2 separate regions of the Homo sapiens genome follow, and region 2 is linked to region 1. Evidence: chromatin loops called from intact Hi-C (ENCODE). Cell type or tissue: natural killer cell. All regions are shown on one strand. Links, peaks and the distances in the headings refer to the core of each region. The heading gives the core; the rest is flanking DNA.

Evidence for each region. Peaks named below come from ENCODE experiments on the same cell type or tissue, not always from the same donor. Only the 100,000 strongest peaks of a DNase experiment are listed, where the experiment ranks them.
Region 2: it touches region 1 in a loop (11-fold over the local background); 12 of 110 quality-filtered maps call a loop at or near these places.

Annotation. Positions count from the first base shown.
Region 1 is chr1:93,811,311-93,818,098 of GRCh38, forward strand. It overlaps a transcript of BCAR3 not described here. Among named protein-coding and RNA genes, the nearest start is that of MIR760, 32 kb to the right of the region's middle. RefSeq lists an enhancer at 2,763-3,303. In natural killer cell, for the core only: a CTCF peak has its summit at 2,865 (motif pointing left); a DNase peak (open chromatin) is centred at 2,881.
Region 2 is chr1:93,302,227-93,309,014 of GRCh38, forward strand. No RefSeq gene overlaps it. Among named protein-coding and RNA genes, the nearest start is that of CCDC18-AS1, 40 kb to the right of the region's middle. In natural killer cell, for the core only: CTCF peaks have their summits at 2,583 (motif pointing right) and 2,794; a DNase peak (open chromatin) is centred at 2,605.

The DNA.
Region 1 (6,788 bases), core at 540-5,539:
GAATGCTGTAGCAGGGAAGAAAGGGAGGGTTGTGAAGTCTGACTGATATGGAATGCCTTCTAGGCTTTGCATGGAGCTGTGTATACTATTAGTATTGTCCTTGCTTTCAAAGACAGAGGGTGAGGCTCAAAGCAGTTAAGCACACAGCTGCTAAGTATCAGAGACAGAGATAAGTGCAAACACCGGGTCTCTTTCCTCTTAGTTTTAAGACTCTTCCCTTTCCTTTATGCTTCTCTATTATGTAAAATAATCCTCCTGGCTTTGGGGCTTTGGAACAAATCCAACCTATCCGCCATTTTCCATTCTTTGGAAAGAACTGTTGTTAACTGATGCTCCAATGCTTGGGGCCCAAAGTCACCTGGCCTGTGAGCTTCTTCCACAGGTAATCCTGGCTTTCTGGGTTCAGAAACCAATGCTGAAAAGAAACTTACTCACTACTTATGCAGTGGCTCCAACCATTTCCTGTCATTTGTTCTACATTCTGGAGTGTGCTAGAAACAGCTTGTACTGGCTCCCAAGAGCCAACTGACATATTTTTGGAATTTTACAAGCTAGTTGACATCATGTTGTTAGCTTGAAATCGGCCATTATGAGAGAATTTTATAGCTCGGAAACTGACATTCGCTACAAATCAGGGCTCTCCTGACTCCCAGCCTGTTGGTAAACGTTTCCCAGCACATCATTGTCTCCATCTGCCCACTTGCTGCTTAGGAGACTTTTGAAGATGTTCATATGAAAGCTCGTGCTTAATTTTTAGTAATAAATGTCCTGTAAATACATTTAATGGATTGATTTTTTTAAAAAACATCTTTGAAGACTTGAATGCTTCATATCAATTTTGGTGGTAACTCAAGGCCAAAAGTCTAATAGAACAAATGGATTCTTTGTGTAATTCTACTTCCCACTTAGCTAGAATGCTTAAACTCCCTTATTTTCCACGCACCCTTACCATCCCCTTTCCCCAGGCCCTTCCGTCCCAGGAAGCCCACCGCTGGGACCTCCTGTCTAGTTTTCCTACCTCAAGTCTCCCCCTCTCCTATCTGCCCTTCATACCTCTTCATACCTCTATCAGGTCAATCTTTTGAAAGCCCTCTCTCTGTCATGTCTCCACCATAGGCTCTGCACCACCTGCCAAATATGGTCCAAACTCCTGACCTGGCACTCAGGCCCTTCAACTGCCTTTCTGCCCACCATTTCCCTGGGAAACCCAAATGATGAACTGGACTGGACTGTTTTCTAGGTCTTTGCTTCCTTAGAAGGCCCTCCTCTACCCCAGCTCCTCTGAAACCCAGTTTAAGTGGCATTTCATCCATGAGGCTGTCTGTCCCTAATCCCTACTGCCCAGCTAGAGGCACCACAGGGTCAACCCTGGACCTCTTTGATTGTGACTCTCACATGTTCCTCACAGGCATTACCCCTCCAGGGTGGGCTGGACACAATCATCTGCAACACCACTGCAACTCACAGTGTGGTCCAGACCAGCAGCACCAGGTAGTTTGTTAGAAATGTAAATTCTCTACCCCCCTATCCCAGGCCTAAAAGAATCAGAATTCCAATAGTCCTCCAAGTGGTTCTAACACACATCATTGTCTATATCATCTCCATCGGCTTTTTCTACTCTATGTCCTTTTTCATGGCTACCCCTCATAGCAGTCTTTTTACTGTTAACATTTCCCCTGCTCATTCAGATTCCAGCAGTCTTACCTTTTGGAAGGATTGCCCCAGCAAAGCTGTAGGTGGTGGTTCCACCCTGCATCCCTCCCCCAGATGACCCTCCTTTCTCCTTCTCTGTATTTCACAGGCCCTGGAATGCTCCCTGTGTCCCCAGCCCCCAGAGCTCCATTCTGCCTTCAGCTTGGTCCACTGTTCTTCCTCCACCTATAGGTGTGAATTATATTCACTCCCTCAAAATGTTTAAGCAAAGGCCGTCTCATAGGTCAGGTAAATCTATTATCAGGTAAGCTTTGTGTGCAGTCACTCTGGTCAGTCCAGGGCAAAGGTCAGGGCTCCACAGTGGGCTGAAGCCACACTTTACTAAAAAGAGGCCTCACCTCACTGCCCCCACCCCCTCAATGAGAAAGCTTTCACTGACTCAAATCGGGTGTGGCTACCACAAGTCCAAAGCTCTGAAAAACTAGGACAGTTTCTCTCTCTCTCTCATTCACTTTTAATATGGATATAATTTAAAAGTTACAGAAAAATTGTAAGTACAGTATAAGGGACTTCCATGTGCCCTTTGCCCAGATTCACCTATTGCTTTCATTGTGCTCCATTTCTTTTGTGGCCTTATTACTATCTCTGTGTTCTTCCTTGACTATTTTAAAGCTAGTTGGAAACATTGTACCCCTTTACCCCTTAATATTTCGGGATCAAAGACATTCTGTTATGTAAACATATTATGATTGCAACTTTAGGAAACTTAACATTGATACAATACTACTATCTAAACCACAGTTCAAATTCAGATTACGTCAATTGTCCCAATAATGTCCTTTACATTTTGTATTGCTTTTTTCTCAGCCCAGGATCCAATGAAAGATCAATCATTTATTGCATTTAATTGCATTTAGCTGTATGGCCCTCCTTTAACCTGGAACAGTTCTGCCTTTCTTTGACTTTTTGGACCTTAGCAATTTTGAAGGGTACTAGCCAGTTGCTTAGCAGACTGCCCCTGATTTTGAGTTTATCTGGTATTTCAGGATTAGGTTTAGGTAAATTTTTTATGACAGGAAAATCACAGAATTGATGTTGGATCCTTTTCAGTGTATCTTGTCAGGGAGCAGGGAGCACATGGTGACATATGCCCCAATACTGGTATGTTAGCTTTGATCTCTGCAAAGGCAGTAAATGGCCTCTTGGTGGAGGCTGTCCTCTGCTGGTTATTCTCAACATTGCATCACTTCTTGGCCTTTTGGCTAAGATCAAGTGTATTCTCAACATTGCAGCTGCTATGCCTCTGCTGATGTGATTGACAAAGGACCAGATGCCCTGAGTACGAACTCTGACACTTCACTGGTTGTGTGACCTTAGGCAAGTTATTCAGCCTTATTGAACCTCAATTTCCACATCTCACAGGATGGTTGAGGGCGAAGGGGTCCCACAGAGATGGTCATGCAGTGTATTCCTAAGCTAAAGTCTACACTGGCTGCTATGACTTCTAGGCGGGCAGGGCCTGGTGGTCCCTGGAGTGGTAAAGCTGCTCTTCAGGACTCACGTCCACTACCTGCAAAACCTCCAATGGGCTTGGGCTCTGCCTTTGTCGCTGTTGTGAAGGAACTCTGGGCAGCCCTCATGGAGAAGGAGGCCTGGCCTTTAGTGTTTCTGCCCTGTGGGCCCATCTGGGGGTCACCACTGGTGTGTGTACCAGCTGTTACACCGGCATCCACTGGTGTTACAGCCACACAGCTGCTCCCAGGCTGATGATGCCCCTGTGAGACTGAACACAGCTCCTGTGTGGCAGCCAGGAGAGGAGGCGCATACATCCCTTGACTCCCACAAACCAGGCATCAAACAGGTTTAATCCACGGGGCTTTCACCTGAACTAACCCAGGGATTCTGTCTTAAAAGACGGAGTGCAAACTCCGCTCCTACCTAGACTTTAGGTTTCTGTCCACATTTTCTGTACAACCTCAGAAGCTTAGGTGCACCCCCACACATTCCTTCCTCCTTGCCTGCCTGCCTTCTTTCCTACTTTTAATAACTATTTATGGAGCACCAGGCACTGCGTTAGGGCTATATGGAGAGCACAATATACAACTTGCCCCCACAGAGCTACAGTTTATTGGGTAAAGGAAACAAGCTGAGCAACAATTATATCACACCTGAGATCCCTGGGCTGTCTGAGCAGGCATTCAGGTCCCACCGGGCCTCTTGGCTGCACTTATCACCTCCCAGGTGGCCCAGAGCTGCCGCCTCCTCATTATCACTTTATATTTATTCAGTGCTCTCCTAGGATGCCAGCGAGATGCATTTTGTAGGCCCCAGGGAGAAGCTCAGAGACGGGGAACTATGAGAAATAAGCAGATCAAGAAGGAGAGAAAGAAGAGAAACATTTCTCAGCATAAACATGATTAGTTGTTTCTTTTCTTACTCGAATTTACTCTTCAGAACAGAGGCATTTGCAGTAGTGAACTTGAGCTTTCTCTGTGGGGTCTCCATATTTTTGGTATCTTGAGATTCCTGGGGATTGATGACTCAGTAAATGCTGAATATAAAGTGAACCTCACTTGGTAAAGCTGGCGCTGCAGATTAGGTTGTAAGAGGTGGGGCTTCGCAAAGCGGGGAAGCAGCCCTCCCCAGAAGAATGGGGAGGGAAGTCACTTTTCATCCATGTGTGAGATACCATTGCCTGATTCATTCTGCTGCACAGGCTTCTTCTGAAGGGAAAATGAAATAAAACATGGGAAAGGGCCATGTACATTTGTATAGAGATGCGCTATACACCAACAGACACACGGAGAACATGTTTGAGCCAAAAAATATAAATGAGGAGTTCTAATGTAATTTTACAGTGGTTTATTAGGTAGCAACCACACTTATCTCACTGATTAGGAGGTTAGAAGAATGCTGCCGTGGTCAGGGCCTGTGCTAGGTTTACAGGATCTGATTCACACCTTCCCTGATCCCTCAGCCATGTGTATAGTACACTCTACATACAAAGGATGCTGGGGAAGAATGTGAATGGAACATTCACAAACATATTATTACTACTGAAAGAACAAGAGGTACGTATTCAGGCTATCCAGATATGCAAAAGGCCAGCTGCTAGTTGGAAAACTATACTAGAAAATTCCAAGAGAGTGAGGACTATGCTGTCTTAATCACCACTGTATACCCAGAATCTAGTGCTATACCTGGCACACAGTAGGCACATAAAATAAATTAGCTGCACAGAAAGCCCACTGTGACTAGTTTATTCTATCACTGTAGGATAATTTTTGCTCAGGAATTGACAGGAGAATAGAGTTTTATGTTTTCTCATGATCATATCCCCCAAGCAATATTTTGAAATTATGCTGCAATTTATAGCTTTGCTTTCATTGGTGAATAATTCACAAAATCCTTTAGAAATTAAAACTCTGGGCTGGGCGCAGTGGCTCACGCTTGAATCCCAGCACTTTGGGAGGTTGAGGCAGGCAGATCACGAGGTCAGGAGTTCGAGACTAGCCTGGCCAACACAGTGAAACCCCATCTCTACTAAAAATACAAAAATTAGCTGTGTGTGGTGGTGGGCGCCTGTAATCCCAGTTACTCAAGAGGCTGAGGCAGGAGAATCGCTTGAACCCAGGAGGCGGAGGTTGCAGTGAGCCAAGGTTGCACCACTGCATTCTAGCCTCGGCGACAGAGCTAGACTCCATCTCAAAAAAAAAAAAAAAAAAAAAAAAAGAAATTAAAACTCTGTTTAAACAAGCAATAGATGGTAATACTGAAGGCATTTAAGCTATTGCCCACTGAATTCTTGATTGACAATGTCAAAACAACCACCATAGCTAGGAACAAGATATTCAGGAATGCAACAAAAAATGAAGATAGAACAAAACAAAACCCCCCAAACTAAAACTATCTTAGCTATACTTACAAAAACAGGTGCTAACTTGTATTTTGCTGAAGTCCTAAAACTGCCTTCAGGGGCAGGCAAGCAATCAGTACATTAAACCACCACCCCCTCAAAAAAAAAAGTCATAATAATAGAACTAGCCTCTGTCCTGAGCTTGGGAGGGCAATAACTTCCTGGATGGTTCCGCAATATCTGCTTCTCAGCCATCTGTTTCCCTGATCCCCCCACATCCTGTTCAACCAACACTGTTCTGGTAACAGGAATCCCTGCTTCTGCTTTATGTTATCTTTTCAGCTTCCTGTCATGTTTCTGCAGGAGTTTGATTTAGCCTTATATGTGAGCAGGCACTTTTAAGTATGAGGGAAGAAATGGGCCACTGGGCATCAAAGCAGGGGCTGAAGGGGGTCACCCCCAGTGCGGGGGGCAGCAGGCACCATGGTCTGGCATTGCTCTCTGGTTTTTGGGGCTGAGAGCCCAGCATTCCCAGTGGGTCACTTCCATGGTTTTTGAAAGCTACCATTTATTGAGCACTGTGCTAAGTATTTTACATGTTATATTATCTCACTGTATTAACCTCACAGACATTCCATGAGACAACTTTTTTCTTTTTCTCTCATTTACAGATGAGGAAATGAGTCTCTGAAAGTTGAGTGTCGTGACCTTTCATACAGTTCAGAAGTGGCAGAGGTAGAGGTGGAAGTTAGGCTGGCTCTAAAGCCTGTGCCCTTAGCCATTTGGTTCTCTGGCCTTCCCTGTGCTTCTCCATGTCATCTCTGGCAGCATTCCCAATCTTACTCCTTTTCTATTCTCCTTCCCTGTAAGTCTCTGAGTTGCTTCCCAGCTCAAGGTGACATCCATGCACAAACTACATATGACATTCTCCATCCTGGCTTTGATGGGCTACAGCTGACTAGCCCTGTTTACCCCCCCACATCCCTGCCCAGCATCTTTGCAGTATTTTGCCCCACAGCACTTTTTGCCAAGGGGCTCTCCTCCTCCCTGCTTTCCCACCCTCCCAGTTCACCTTCCCCTAGACCTCCTCAGCCCTCTTGGCTCTGCCAGTCCCAAGGAAGCTTTGCTCCCCGCCGCCCCACACCACACGAAGCTTCCCAGCCTACTGAGACTTTAGTGACTGCTCCCTCCTTACCGGTGACGCACTGGTTCCCAGGGCCCCTGGTTTGAGTGTTAACCACGTGCCACTTTATGGTACTCTTAATACTGCTGACTTTGC
Region 2 (6,788 bases), core at 573-5,572, 510 kb before region 1:
AAAGTTTTTTTCCTCCTCTACAAGTGGTAGTTATTTTAACCTGTTGAATTCATTGCAAAACGGCTGGCTTTTTTTTCTGCAGTCTACTTGACTTTTCTGCCCCATTTAACACTGTAGACTACCATGCCTTGATGCTCTCTCTTCTGTGATCTTCTCAAATGCCATTTTCCCGTCACTCCGATAATTCTTATTTTGGGCTTTCTCGCTGCCTTTAGATGTTGCACTGCTTTCCTTGGACCTCTTCCTTTTTCTCCAGTGTGCTTCCTTGATGGCCTTATCTATTCTCATAGCTTCATTTATTAATTCCCAAATCTGTTTCTCAAATGCCAATCTTAACCTTGAATTCCAAATTTGTATTTGTACAAATACAAATGATCTTATATTCCTGTTCTTAGTTAATGGTGTCATCATCCACCCATTTTCCCAAGCCGGAGATCTCAGAGTTATTCTTAATTCCTCCCCCTCTCACTCCTTTCATATTCAGTTACTAATCTTGAAATTCTCTTTCAGAAATATCTTTGGTCTAACCCATCTTTTCCATCCTATGTGCCAATGCTCTAGGTTAGGTTTGCATCCTCTCTCCCTTGGACTAACAAAACAGCCAGCTAACTTTTTACTTGCCCGGATCTAGTCCATTCTTTACAGTACCAGAAGTGCAACAGTGAAAGGATCTTGTCAATACCACAGCTTGCTTTTGGCTATTGAATAATGCCTTAGGCTAGCAAACAACTCACAACATGGTTAGTTATCTCATGATCAGTTTGGATTATTGTCGCTATATCAAACATACTACTCTTTCCTGATCACTAAAAACAATGTAAAAAAAGAAGAAAAGAGACTTTATCTTAGGAATGTAAGCCCTTTTAAATTATCAGGCCCAAACAGGCATTAGAATGAAACAGCAGTTACTTCACTTCACTTCCCCTTGGGCTAAATAATTGTCTTTTTTTTTCTTTTATATTTTCTTTTCTTTTCTTTTCTTTTCTTTTTTTTTTGAGATAGTGTCTCATTCTGTCACGCAGGCTGGAGTACAGTGGTGTGATCTCGGCTCACTGCAACCTCCGCCTCCCGGGTTCAAGAGATTCTTATGCCTCACCCTCTCGAGTAGCTGGGACTACAGGTGCATGCCACCACACCTGGCTAATTTTTATATTTTTAGTAGAGGCAGAGTTTTGCCATATTGGCCAGGCCAGTCTCAAACTCCTGGCCTCAAGTGATCCATCTGCTTGGCCTCCCAAAGTGCTGGGATTATAGGTGTGAGCCACTGCACTTGGCCAAATAATTGTCTCTTGATGCCACCTGCTACGTGGGCCCGAGGCTGACACCAAGAAGCCATGAAATGCTACAGCTGGACACCAGAACTCATATCGTATCGTTCAACAATGTACAGTCAAACACTTAATGTTATCTCTGTAAACCAATGAGAATTCCTGTCAAACAACTTTTTTTTAAATTATTATTTTTTGAGACAGGGTCTCTGTCACCCAGGCTGGAGTGCAGTGGCACAATCTGAGCTCACTGCAGCCTCAACCTCCTGGGTTCAAGCAATTCTCCCACCTCAGCCTCCTGAGTAGCTGGGGATACAGGTGCCCACCACCATGCCTGGCTTATTTTTTTATTTTTTGTACAGACAGGGTCTCACTGTGTTTCCCAGGCTGGTCTCAAAGTCCTCCACCTCGTCCTCCCAAAGTGCTGGGACTACAGGCATGAGCCAGCACACCTGGCCTGTCAAACAACTTTCTATCAGCCCACTCCTGATAATTTTTAATTATCTTTTTTTCCTTTGAAAGCTTGCTTGTAACTGAGGCTGACGGAGCTCATATCCAAGGTAACTGGGTCTGAGTCTTTAGAACAACTGTCCTTATCTTGGCTCAAGTAAACTTTTTTTTTTTGTCCTGAGATGGGGTCTTGCTATGTTGCCCAGGCTGGCCTTGAACTTCTGGGTTCAAGCAATCCTCTGCCTCAGCCTCCTGAGTAGCTGTGCCCAGCTTAAGTAAACTCTTTAAATCATATTTTGTGCCTTAGCATCTACCTTTAGGTCGACAATGGTAAAGAATAAAAGCGAAGATTTTTAACACTGGATTAAGTAGGAAATTCACAAAACATAATATCAAGCTCTGCAAAGAGCTATCTTAGCATAAATAAAAGGATGGTCTTTACGTATAAACTGTAAGAAAAGGACTCCTAGTTGAATAATATTTTTCCAAGTACATTCATTAATATGTAAATATCAATTAATAGCATCATATAGATTCATTTGCAGAGTTAAATTCCCATGTGGAAATTCTGTAGAGTTGAATGAAGACAATGACAAATGGGTAGAAAAAACTTCCCTTGAATGGACTTCTTGCTATTCTCTCGCTGCCATTTCATTTTGTCAACGATGTAGCTCATTTTCAATAATTAAAGTATGTTACACCCAAATAATCTATCTTCCCCTATTTCTACACTTCTAACTTAGCTTTGCTGCCAAAGCACACTGAAAAAAAGCCGTATGTCAGGACATATAACTTGAGTATTGGGATTTTTGTTCTAAAGGTCTTTTCCTCAAAATGCAATTAGGATCCACATGCAGGAAATCTAAACAGCCACTAGAGGGTGCCAGTCACATAATGACTGAGTAATACCTCCTTCCCCTTTGAGCTATTTCTAAATCTGAAAAGCCAACTGTTCTTGGTAAAGCCTTAGTAAATATGTTTATATTATTTCTCACTTGTGATTTGTAGTGATGTATAAACATGAGACCAGAGATAGCTATGGCCACAATTATTTCACCCTGACGTAAAAATGACTTCTGTGGTCTTCATTACAGGACAAAATGACCAGTCTTTCCTGCCCCTCTGTCATTTTTTTTCTCAGTTGCATAGTTTATCCCATTCTTTTATTGCTCAACTGAATGTCTGTAGGTATACTGACTGACTTTAAAGTGGTCAGATTTATCTTTCCTCCCTTTCTCTGTTTCTGTTTTTCAACCTTTGTTCTTTTTCCCTTATATATTCCCCAGCATTTTTTCTTCTTTATATTCCTTTCTTCAAACATTTTATTCCCAAAAGCAATGTTACAAGAAATAAGAAGGCCATGCTATACAGAACTCTAGGAGTAAGAAAAGCCTAACTTAGGAATTAGATGGAGATAGAATCTGCCTACTTAGTATAACACACCTTTGGGGCTGGTCTTCCACAGCAGGCCCTGAATGAACGTAGACTTCATCAGCAGGACAGAAATGAAATCTCTCAGAGCCCTCCTAGAGGAGGAAAGGGATAAACATGGGTGATTCTAAGGTATCTGGGAATGTAGTTCACTATAATGCACAGTGTTAGGCAAAAGGACAAAAATCTATTACTACTATAGAGAAAAGGTCAAAAGAGCCTATAAACTCAAACAAATATAAAAATTGCCATGCTAGTGAGACCCAAAATCATTTAGGTTTTTATTCTTGAAACAATGTTACAAAGAAAGTTTTGTGGAAATGTTTGGTTGCATATTGTGACTCCCTTAAAATGTCCCTAAAGCATCTGTTTGTCTTTATAATCAATCCACTTTGGCTTTTCATCCCTGAAGTATTTAAATTCTTTTGGAGACTTTTCTATTTCAGCCTGTAAATCCTTTGGAGATTAGAAGCTCCATGTGATTATAGTCATTTATTTATTCAAAAAAGCATTACTGGCCCATGTGGTGGCTCACACCTGTAATCCTAATACATTGGGAGATACACGAGGATTGCTTGAGCCCAGGAGTTTGATACCAGCCTGGGCAACATAGTGAGACCCCGTCTCTACAAAAAATAAAATTAGCTGGGTATGGTAGCACATGCCTATAGTCCCAGCTACTTGAGAGGCTGGGGTGGATCACTTAAGCCCAGGAGGTTGAAGCTGCAGTAAACTGTGATCACACCACTGTACTCCTGCCTGGGTGACAGAGCAAGACCCTGTTTCAAAAACAAACAAAAAACCGAAAAAGCATTATTGTGCACTTAATTTTGTGCCAGGCACTATTTAATGCATGTCCTGAGAATATTAAGATGAAAAGACAGCATCTCCTTACTCTTGAAAAAATCAGCCTAATGAGAAAGGTGCTCTTGTAAATAAAGTGTAAAGAGGTCATCTTGTCTTAAATTACCTTTTGCAAGTATGCCTCCTTCCTCGAGTATTCTGGAATTTATTGAGTAAATTCAAGTAGATGCTAAAACATTTATAAACCAAGATATTCTACAAATATGTTATTCTTGTATTAAGATGTAAGTTTTAAGTGTGTATCATTGTTCTTTCTTTTCTGATTCTGACTTTCAGTCATTCTTCAAAACTGTTTTTCAGTGCCTCCTATGTGCCAGGCACTGTGGTAGGATGCTGGGATACAAATATGAATATGACATTATCTCTGACTCTCCAAGTTATTTATTTCACATCTCCTCTCTCCTCAAACCTCCAACACTTCATCTTTCCTCACTCTCAACTGGTGATCTCAATTTACACTTCACTGAAAGAACAGAAGCCTCAGGCAGTAATTATATCTTCCCACCATCGAATCTACCAACCTACCTGAATCTGAATACATGTTCTCCCTCCTTTCACAATGAGGTTGTCCTTTCCAGGGCTCTGGATCCCATGCCCTCCTGCCTATTTGAGGATTTCACTCCTGCCATTATGTGTCCTCTTTTCTGCATCATGCCTTAGTATTGTCTTGCTTGACTAAACTCTCTCTAGACTCTCCATCCTTGCTGGCTTCTGCCCTCTATCTCAGCATGCCTTCACAGTAAAGCTTATCAAGAGTTGCCTATACTTGCTCTCTCTACTTTCTAACTTCTCTTTCTCTGTTCAACCCACTCCAATTATATGTTCATTGCATCTGCTGAAATAATATTTACCAGATCTGTCACCAGTGACTTTGACCTTGCCAAAGATTATGTCAATTTTCAGTCCTCTCCTATCTGACCACTCTAAATTTGGCAGAGGTGACCATTTCCTCCTATTTAAAATCCATTCTGTAGTTGGCTTCTGTAACCATATGCTCTCAATTTTCCTCCTATTTCACTGGTGTTTCTTCTTGGTTACTTCTTCCTCTACTCAACCCCCCTAATCTCCTTGAATATTTAATTGCCTTCTCACATCTCCACTTGTATTTCTTAAGGCATCTCAAATGTAACAAGACTGAGAAAAATTATTGGTCTTTCCAGAATTTCCTTTTCTCTAGAATTTCTTCCAGAATTTCTCCTTTTCCAGTTTTGTACATCTTGAATAAAGCATCCCCACTCACCTAGTACTTCCTCTCACCACCTTCAAACCAATCCATCAGCAAGTCTTTTCAGCCCCATATGTAAAAAAGAACTTGAATCAAACCTCTTCTCACCACTGTGACAGCTACCACCCTAGTCCAAGTCATCATGTCTTGCTTGGATGACTGCAGTGGCCATCTAATTATTTTCCAGGTTTATCTTCTTGCCCACTATTAGAGAAGCCAGAGAGCCTTCTAAAAACAAAACCACATCTCTGCCCTACTTAACACCCTATGATAATTTTCCATCGCTCTTAGAAAAAAACTGAAGCTCTTTTCCAAAGCCTCTAAGACCTGCATAGCTTTCCTACCACTCTCCCCTTGTTCACTGCACCCTGGCCACATAGGCCTGCTTTACAGCCCTCTCATTTAATGTCAAATGCATTTCTGTCTCAGGCTTTTGCTCTTATTGTTTCCTATGGCTGGAACTCTTCCCATGGCTGGCTCCTTCTCTTTGTTCACTTCCCAGAGCTGTCAGTACAAATTGTCTCCTCAGATCCCTTCACCATTCTATCTAAAATATTCCAGCCACCTATCTCTCACCTGCAAAGTCATTCTGAGCCCCATTACCCTGTTTTATTTCTTCATAACACTTAACATAATCTGAAAGTATCCACTTTTTTTTTTTGTCTCTCTTCTCATTAAATGTAATGAAAGGGCAGGGATCTCATGTGTTTTACTCACCCTTGCATCTCTACTCCAGTGTCTGGCACATAGAGATGTTTGAAAACAGTGATTAAATGAGTGAAAAGTCTAGTCAATGAGTGAAAGAACAGGAAGATGTGAAAGCCAGCAGGTAACAACCCTCGGTGTGATATGAACAGTGACAGAGATAACCAACCAAGGAAACAGTCCATGAAGATAAGTAGCTATGAAATTGCTGGATACTTTTTATATACACCTGACCTAAAATTACATTTTTCTCATTCAGATCTTGAATATTTGAAGATATTAAGTACCTTTTCTTTTCTTTCTTTGTTTTTTTGAGACAGGGTCTCATTCTGTCACCCAGGCTGGAGTGCAGTGGCACCATCTTGGCTCACTACAACCTCCGCTTCCTGGGCTCAAGTAGTCCTCCCATCTCAGTCTCCCAAGTAAATGGGACTACAGGCACACACCACCACGCTTGGTGTATTTTTTGTATAGATGGAGTTTTGCCATTTTGCCTATGTTGGTCTCAAACTCCTGAGCTTATTTGAGCTGCCCACCTCGGCTTCCCAAACTGTTGGAATTACAGGCATGAGCCACTGCGCCCAGCCCTTAAGTACCTTTCATAGAAGAAAGCTCATTTTTTTATTCCTTTCCATTTCCTAGCTCCATGTATTTCTCCCAAATTAAAGCCCATATCTCATTTCTCACCTCCTTTTCATGTACAAAATGTTCTTCCCAAAAACAATAGCAAATAAATAGTTAGAATTAACTGTATCTTTGAAATGCTATAGTTAAATGATTATTTGACTGTGCTAATGGCAGGACAATTGCTTTTATAGCTTCTGTGAAATTCTCTGATATTTACT